Linked DNA regions of Homo sapiens: region 2 is linked to region 1. A link is a contact called in ENCODE Hi-C data. All regions are on one chromosome and are shown on one strand. The core of a region is the stretch at or near the end of the contact, and the rest is flanking DNA. Distances in the headings are between cores, read along the strand shown.

What was found. A loop is a pair of places that touch in the nucleus more often than their neighbours do. Pooled maps may share reads with other maps.
Region 2: a map with no recorded cell type shows a loop between it and region 1 (5-fold over the local background). The contact joins the enhancer-like site here to the promoter of CD99 in region 1. A Hi-C loop is called at or near these places in 1 of 168 maps with a recorded cell type or tissue (endothelial cell of hepatic sinusoid), 18 of 37 single-sample maps with no recorded cell type and 5 of 50 pooled maps.

The regions. Positions count from the first base shown.
Region 1 is chrX:2,689,854-2,694,088 of GRCh38, forward strand. CD99 (CD99 molecule (Xg blood group)) reads left to right here and starts at 1,442. Exons shown (of 10, transcript NM_002414.5): 1 at 1,442-1,574. The coding sequence starts at 1,508.
Region 2 is chrX:2,777,874-2,782,305 of GRCh38, forward strand. It overlaps XG (Xg glycoprotein (Xg blood group)), which reads left to right. Exons shown (of 11, transcript NM_001141919.2): 4 at 4,193-4,255. Among named protein-coding and RNA genes, the nearest start is that of XG, 28 kb to the left of the region's middle. RefSeq lists an enhancer at 3,679-4,360. Within about 2 kb of position 3,183, at least 2 of the 41 ENCODE cell types and tissues checked have a DNase peak (open chromatin) inside an H3K27ac peak, as active enhancers do.

The DNA of each region.
Region 1 (4,235 bases), core at 192-2,691:
CCACCACACGCGTCTAATTTTGTATTTTAGAAGAGACAGGGTTTCACCTTGTTGGTCAGGCTGGTCTCCAATTCCTGACCTCAGGTGATCCACCCGCCTCGGTCTCCCAAAGCGCTGGGATTCCAGGCGTGAGCCACCGCGCCCGGCCTAGTTTGACTCTTTTCGTGGACAGTTTGAAGTGTGGAATGCAAGAATATTCAGGGTTATTTGTCAGGCTGCAAAGTTGTTCCACTACCCTGCGGGAAAATGGATACAATTTTAGGCTTAGGTGTTAACAGATAACATTGTTAAGTGTGGGAAGGGCGACAACTGCACTGCAGCTGTGGCCAGTGGCGCGGGAGGGTGTCTAAACTCAAAGCCCACTGGAAGGCGAGTCGCCCATGACCAGGACTAGGGCCCAGGTGCCCCAGATAGAAGGCACCTCGTTCCCTATTGCCCCTCACTAACTCCCGTGACCAGGAGTCCCCACTCCCAACCTTGTCCTGGGGATTCTGGGGAGAAACTGCCCCAGCGCAGAGGCTACTCCAAGGGTTGTCCTTGGTCCGGCGCAAAGGGTTCGTCCGCCACCCTCCCGGCTGCGCACCCCGCGCTCGGACGCTCTAGAAAGGACTTGGGACGGGGGTTGCCTGTGGAGCGGGGGCCTAGGCTTCCTGAGCAGGGAGAGGATTGCACTTTGCTCCCCTTGGGGAACTCCCTGAGGTGAGCAGCGGGGAGGGGCCCCCATACTTTTCCCAGCAGGGGAGCCGGGAGTTTCCTCTGCTCCCACTGCAGAGCAGGGGAGGGTCCCTGCTAGGGGCGGAGAAGGGGCTGCAGGGGCGAGTGGGGAGGGGGGCTACACGTTTCCAAGAAGGGCGGCAGTTTCGTGTCGCTACAGTTGCAGGCGTGCATTTAGGAGGCTGTAGACAGGGAGGGACCCGCACTTTCCCGAGCAGGGGAGCTGCTGGGAAAGTTTGTTTTTTTGCTCCCACTGGAGACCAGGGGGTGAGGGGCGGAGAAGTGGCTGCAGGGGCGAGTGGGGAGAGGGGGCTCTATGTTTCCAAGAAGGGCGGCAGTTTTGTGCCACTACAGTTAAGGGCCGCCCTCGGGCGTGCATTCAGAGGGCTGTAAACCGGGAGGGACCCGCACTTTCCCGAGAACGTTGTAGTTCACTTTGCTTCGGGTCGGCGCCGCCCTGGCTACGGCCCTGTGGGTGGGTGAGGGGGCGTGGGCAGTTTCCTGAGAAGGGGCGGGGCGTGTACCGTACTCCCCTCGGCGCTGCCTGGGCCACCCCCGCCCGCCTACCCCCTCTGTCTCCTCCCCGGGCCCGGCGTTCCCGCCCCTTCTGTGCGCGCGTGGAGGCCGGGGCGGGGCGGGCGCAGCCGGCGCTGAGCTTGCAGGGCCGCTCCCCTCACCCGCCCCCTTCGAGTCCCCGGGCTTCGCCCCACCCGGCCCGTGGGGGAGTATCTGTCCTGCCGCCTTCGCCCACGCCCTGCACTCCGGGACCGTCCCTGCGCGCTCTGGGCGCACCATGGCCCGCGGGGCTGCGCTGGCGCTGCTGCTCTTCGGCCTGCTGGGTGTTCTGGTCGCCGCCCCGGGTGAGCGAGCGGAGGGATCCGGGTTGGGGGACGCGGAGGGCGCGGGCCGGGACTGGGGATCCGCTTGAGATGCGGCGTTGGGGGCGCCCCGCGGGGACACCCGGAGCCTCCTCCCTGCCCGGCAGGACGCGCTGTGCCCACGGGGGCCCAGGCCCGGAGGAGGCGCCCACTTTCTCCCCAACGCTTTTCCTGGAGCCGTTCCAGAGAGAAAAGTCAGCGTTTGTTGTCGGAGTTGCAAACTCTTACATGTGGGGCGGCCTTGGGAGAGGTGCGTCCGATTTTTCCCAATCTAGGGGACCTTCTTACAGATCTCTCTCCCTTTGCATGAGCCCCTCACCCCACCCCGTTATCTACCCCCAGGGTTTGGGGACCTGCGTCTTCAGGCCGCGCGCGGAGGCCGCCCTGGAGTTGCCTGTCACAGCCACGCCCTGCGTCCCGGGCCTAAATTTGGAATCGCTAGGAGCCTGAGACCCGGGTGGTGGGGGGAAGGGAAGGAAAAGTTAGAAAAAAACTTTGAGCCCTGAAAATGTTCAAAAATACTCTGTGGATGCGGGCTCCGGGAATTTCAGCGCGTGCTGTGCGCCAAGCAACACGGGGCGCAGAAAGAAACGTGTGCTTACCAAATTGTCCATCTGCGGCGGTGGAGAATTCGGAAAACAGAAAAAGTGGGCAGGGAAGAAAGAGCCACGGTCACCCTCCCACGCCCTAAACCGGGCCTATTTCTAATTATTACTTTAATCATGTTTTTCTGTTTCCCTCCCTTTGAAACGGAAACGGAGACCCTGCCGGATGTGGTATGTTATAAATTCTTTTTTCATGTTATAAATTCTTTTTTCAATGGTCAGTGCATTTTTTGCTCTTCGTATGGGCAGGCTTTTAAGTAGACCGGCTTGCGGGCAGTGTGGACTTCAGGACGGGCCTTATCAGGGCTGGACGTATTTAGGAAGGAGACGCGGGAACGCCCGGCCCTGGGGAGGACGGAGGAGGCCCGATTTGTGTTGATAGGATCTAGCTCAGCCTAGAGCTGCGGTGACTAGGCCGGGTCTCTATTTTTAGGGAGGAGTTGCTAATGGATTTACACCCTCTTTAAAGGGGTCCCGGGTATCCTAGAAATTGTGCTTTCACTTGGTAGAGATTAGAGATAATGAAGCCTGCTCCGTAGAGGAAAACTTGGAGGACTTTCCAGCCTGCAGGGGAGGTTCCAAGCAGAGCTTCCTGTTTCTCCCTTTTCTTCCTAAATGTCCTTCTTGCGGGCAACCTGTCACCACGGACGGGATGGCTCTGTAGGGTTTTATCAGCTGCATTTGTTCCCCAGGCACCTGCAGATGAACGGGTTTTTCACTTGTCTCTCTGCGAATGCATTCCTTCATCCTTCATGCCTGCCTTCCTTCTTTTGCACCTACTGTGGGCTTGGGGTCAGGGAAATATATCCAAGGGAGTGCTGGTGGCCTAAGAATTCAGTTTCCTGGAGAACAGAGGCATCTGAACAGGCAGACGGGAGACAGGGCCACAGGGACCTTTATAGTTCCATCACGAAATAACTCAGGGGTTCCCAGTGGTAAATCTTGGTGAGGGGCTTGGCTGGATTTTGAAGCCCTAGGGACAGATTTGCCGGCTGGTCTGGCGTTCCAGGTCATTGGAGCAGAGTGAGTGGAAAGCCTTATATTCTCTAAGCCCCAAACAAGTCGTTGCACAGTTTTTTTGTTTTTGTTGGTGGTGGTGGTTTTTTTTTTTTGGACGGAGTTTCACTCTGTCACCAGTCTGGAGTGTAGTGGCACGATGTCGGCTCATTGGCGTTGCACAGTTTTTAAACCCACAGCAGTGTTCATCTGGAACTCCTGATTTTGGAAGCAGACTGGGCTTAGGAACTCCAGCTGCTGATGCTTTGAGTAAAGGGAAGAGTACCTGTCTATGGGGTGGGTGGGTAGGGAAGAGCAGTGGGATAGGGGCATAACAGGGGCCAACCTATCCTTCCAATTGCAGAGGAGGGCCTGGCCGTCAGCACTGATGGATCTCCTTGAGGGACGCTTCTCACCCCTTCTTTGCAGTCTGACCCTGCTAGAGATGGAGACAGAAACAGCCTGTCCCAATAATATTAATACACGTTTCATCGGGAAAGTTGACTTTTGAGTTGGTGATGCTCAGAACACACTTTCTTATAGCAACGTGCATCAGGCTGCAAAACCCCGTTGAGCCTGAAGTAGGTTCTCAGACTGGTGCTGATAGCTCTGGCCTGATCTCAGAGTGTTGGGGACCCTGTGTTCCTTGGTTCCTTCATAAATTCTCAGGGGTACAGGTGGGATGTGGTGAGGGATGGATGGACAGAGGGAGGTGTATAGAGGAAAAGAGGAGGCTTCAGCTTTGTAGAGAGCAGGATGTCCCCACAGGGCGACGTTGGCCCCGAGGAGACACTTTGTGATGGTTGCAGACATTTTTGGTTGCCACCCTGGGGTGGGACATCCCACCATCCTGCAATGGGTGGGGCAGCTTAGGGAAGCTGCTCAGAATCTTTCAAGGGCCAGGACGGCCTCCAGCACAAAGAATTCATCTGGTCCCAAATGCCAGTGGTGTTGAGGGTGGAAAACCCTGAGGAGGGCTTGGGAGTTGCATGTATGCGCTGATTCAGGGCTGCCCCTGCAGTTAGGAGCCTGCCGTCCCGAC
Region 2 (4,432 bases), core at 1,933-4,432, 90 kb after region 1:
CACGGTGAAACCCCATCTCTACTAAAAATACAAATAAAATGTTTCATGCTATTTACGAGAGAAGCATTTGCAACAAAATGCCAAAGAGAAGGTGAAAATAGCTGGAAAAAAAATGCGCAAAGCAAATAACCAATAGAAAGAAAGCCAAGTTGGGCTAGCAAAATCAGACAAAATAACCTTCGAGGTGCAAACAACTTTGAGGCCCAAATAGAGGTTCTTCCCACTAAAAGAATGATTCCCTGAATGATAATGGAATCTTGACCCAGCCTGCACCTCAGGTTAAGTTAAAAGTGGAAATTTAAAGATCTAAGTGTGAGATTTTAAAAAGCATTTCCCCAGAAATACCAGGATCTGTAGATGGAAATGTTATTAAGAATAAAGATGTGGAGCTGGGCGTGGTGGCTCACGCCTGTAATCCCAGAACTTTGGGAGGCTGAGACTGGCTGATTTCTTGAGCCCAGGAGTTTGAGACTAGCCTGGACAACATAGTGAGACCCCATCTTTACAAAAAAATTAAAAAAAATTAGTGGACATGGTGGCATGCACCTCTAGTCCCAGTTACTCAGGAGGCTGAGGTGGGAGGATCACCTGTGCCCAGGCTGAGGCTGCAGTGAGCCATGATCACGCCACTGCACTCCAGCCTGCGTGACAGAGCAAGACCCTGTCTCAAAAGAAAAGAAAAAAAAAGAAGAAAGAAATGAAAACCGTAGCTCAGAGACAGAGAAACTGAGCAATGCATAGGTTCAGAAGGGTTTGAAACAGACTGAATTGTGTCTTGGCATATGAGAGAGGTCGCAGCTATAAAACAATGAGAGAAGAAACCAAATTCCACATAGGCAGGACTGAGACAATTGGCTGTTCTTGTGGATGATACGTGATCAAATCTCAACCTCATGCGATACTTTTTTTTTTTTTTTTGAGATGGAGTCTCGCTCTGTCACCCAGGCTGCAGTGCAGTGGTGTGATCTCACCTCCCCGCAAACTTCTCCTCCCGGGTTCAAGTAATTCTCGTGCCTCAGCTGGGACTACAGGCATGTGCCACCACGCCTGGCTAATTTTTGCATTTTTTTAGTAGAGACGGGGTTTCACCAAGTTGGCCAGGCTGGTCTCGAACTCCTGACCTCAGGTGATCTGTCCACCTCGGTGTCCCAAAGTGCTGGGATTACAGGTGTGAACCACCACACCCAGCCTCATGTAATACTTAAAAATGAACTACAGGTGGATTACAAACCTGAATATAAAAGAAAACTTTTTTTTTTGAAAAATAGAGGGAAATGTCTTATAACCTCAGAGTTAGGAGGTTTTTCTTAGATACAATACAAAAAGCATAACCACGCCCATAGTCCCAGCTACTCAGGAGGCTGAGGCATAAGAATCACTTGAGCTCGAGAGGTGGAGGTTGCAGTGAGCCGAGATCCTGCCATTGCACTCCAGCTGAGGCTACAGAGTGAGAGTATAAAAAAAAAAAAAAAAAAGCATAACCTTTAAAAATGGGTTAGCCTATGTCTACATTTAAATAATAATAATAATAATAATGTTCCAACTTCAGGCTCTGAAAAAAGTCAAAAGATGAGCTGTCAACTAGAAGAGGCTCCTTACTGCTCATACCACCAGGGAAAGTTTAATATGCAAAATGCAGTCATCCTTCAGAATTCATGGGGGATTAGTTTTAAGACGCCTTCTTCCCCGCAGACACCAAAATCCACAGCTGCTGAAGTCTCTGATATAAAACGTGCAGTACTTGCATATAATGCAAGTATATGTTCCTGTATATTTTTATTTATTTATTTGGAGACAGAATCTCACTCTGTTGCCCAGGCTGGAGTGCAGTGGCGTGATCTTGGCTCACTGTAACCTCCACCTCCCGGGTTCAAGAGATTCTCCTGACTCAACCTCCCAAGTAGCTGGGATTACAGGTATGCGCCACCACCCCCAGCTAATTTTTGTATTTTTGGTAGAGACGGGTTTTAACCATGTTGTCCAGGCTGGTTTCGAACTCCTGACCTCACATAATCTGCCCACCTTGGCCTCCCAAAGTGCTGGGATTACAGGGATGAGCCACCGTGTCCAGCCTCTGGTATACTTTAAATTATCTCTAGGTTACTCATAACTCCTGATACGCTGTAAATGCTATGCAAATAGTTGTTATACTATATTATTTTTTATTTGTATTACTTTTTATTGGATTGCTATATTTTATTTTTTGAAATATTTTCAATACAAGACTGGTTGGATCTATAGATGCAGAAATTCTGGTTATAGAGCACAAACTGTGTATAGATAGCTCCTACCAAAACAGACGGATGGTGAAAAAAAGAAAAGAAAAGAAAAGAAAAAGAAAATGGAGGAGAGAGACTATGAGGCGACTAAAAGAAGAGGGATATGATCATTCCATTCGCTGACAAGAAAAATTCAAAGAAGAGGGAATTATGCAATTGACCAGCTGATGTGTGTTAGAAATGCTCAGGGTCACACATATTCATTGAAAGCCAATTTAAGCCACTATTTAAATTTAAACCGATTTAAACAATTGGGCTTTTTTTTTTTTTTCTAAAAAAAAAAAAAAGTCAATTAGGCCAGGCGAGGTGGCTCACACCTGTCATCCCGGCACTTTGGGAGGCCGAGGTGGGTGGATCACAAGGTCAGGAGTTTGAGACCAGCCTGGCCAACATGGTGAAACCCTGTTTCTACTAAAAATACAAAAGTTAGCTGGGCATGGTGGTGTGTGCCTGAGGCTGTGAGACTGAGGCAGGAGAATCACTTGAACCCAGGAGGCGGAGGTTGCAGGGAGCGGAGATCATGCCACTGCACTCCAGCTTGGGCGACAGACCAAGACTCTGTCTCAAAAAAAAAAAAGAAGAAGTATATTGGTTCCGTCTGGAAAGGTGGAGCACTTGAAGCAAAGGCAGGAAGACTGGAAGCAGGGAGAGGGTTTTCAGGTCACAAACAGGTGAGAGACAAAACAGTTGCCTTCTTTTGAGTTTCTGATTAGCCTTTCCAAAGGAGGCGATCAGATACGAATCTGCCTCAGGGAGCAGAGGGGGGACTTTGAATAGAATGGGAGGCAGGTTGGCCCTAAGCAGTTCCCAGCTGGACTTTTCCCTTTAGCTTAGTGACTTGGGGGTCCCGAGATTTATGTTCCCTTCACAGTGTATGAGTGAGAGCACTTGGAAACTGAGAGTGGAAGTGTCGCAGGCCAGGTCTCACTAACACAGGCCCCCACAACACCTGTTTCAGTATTGACTGAGTGGTTAAATATTAAAAGCCAGTGCTGTTATACAAAGGCTGGAATGTAACAAAAGCCCACCGAGAGTTTTTCCCAGGACTTTCCCGGGCCTTAAAGCATGACAAAATAATGAATGAATTCTTAACAGGACCCATTTAGGATTAAACAAGTTTTACTGGGGGTCTGCAGAAACTCCCCAGGCCTCCACAAACAAGTTTATTGGGGCTTTGAAGGAACTCTGCAAACCTCCTGGATTTAGCAGGAGACAACATGAGGGTAATCACCCCGGCACCTGGACCCATTAGATTAAGTCAATTTACTGAGGCTCCTGAGGAAGATCCTCAGGACTCAGACCTTAGTTATAGATTAAAAGAAGTTAATCACTTATGTCTTTAGATAAATGCACACACATATCTCCACATAGCTTGGAAGGTATATAAGCTCTGGAAAACTATAATTTTGAGTTAGTCTGGTGATAATTTCCAGGCCTTCTCCCTGTAACAGGTTGCAGAAATAAAAACTCTCTTCCTCCCCAGTTCATCGGTGTTTCATTATTGGGCTGTGAGAAATAGCAACCCAGTTGGGTCCGGGAACAGAAGGTTTGGTGTTATCTTCATCACAGGCACTGGACTGTCGGTAAATTTATTCCATGACAATTCTTCCTAGGTTTCTTTTTTATATTACTTGCTTCCATCATGGCAGACAGCTACACTGGCTTCTTGCCATGAAAACGAACTTCTAGTAACAAAACGGAAACCTTTTTTTTTAAGTTTCAGGTTTCAAGGTTTTACTTCTATCTGCAAAGTGATTTTTAACCAGACAATGGCAATCTATAAACACACCGTGGGCAGCAAATCAGAACAAACTGCAAGGTCGATAGTCACGCTGATGAGCTTGTTTCTGCAGCCTGCTCCTAAGGGAAGGACAATTTTCTTTTCTAACAGTGCAATGTTGTTTCCTCCACAGATATCTACCCAAAGCCAAAACCACCTTACTACCCACAGCCCGAGAATCCCGACAGCGGTGGAAGTAAGAATCCGCAGGCCTGAAACTCTTTCTCAATCTGGTTTGATGATGTTTGCCTTTTTATTTACTAGCAGGTTTAGCCTGGTTGCATTTGAAATATGTGTGTAATAGCTCCCTTACTGGGAATGTAGTTTCTTTCCTCACTGGGGGGAGCAAGAAAGTCCAACGGACAGAAACAAT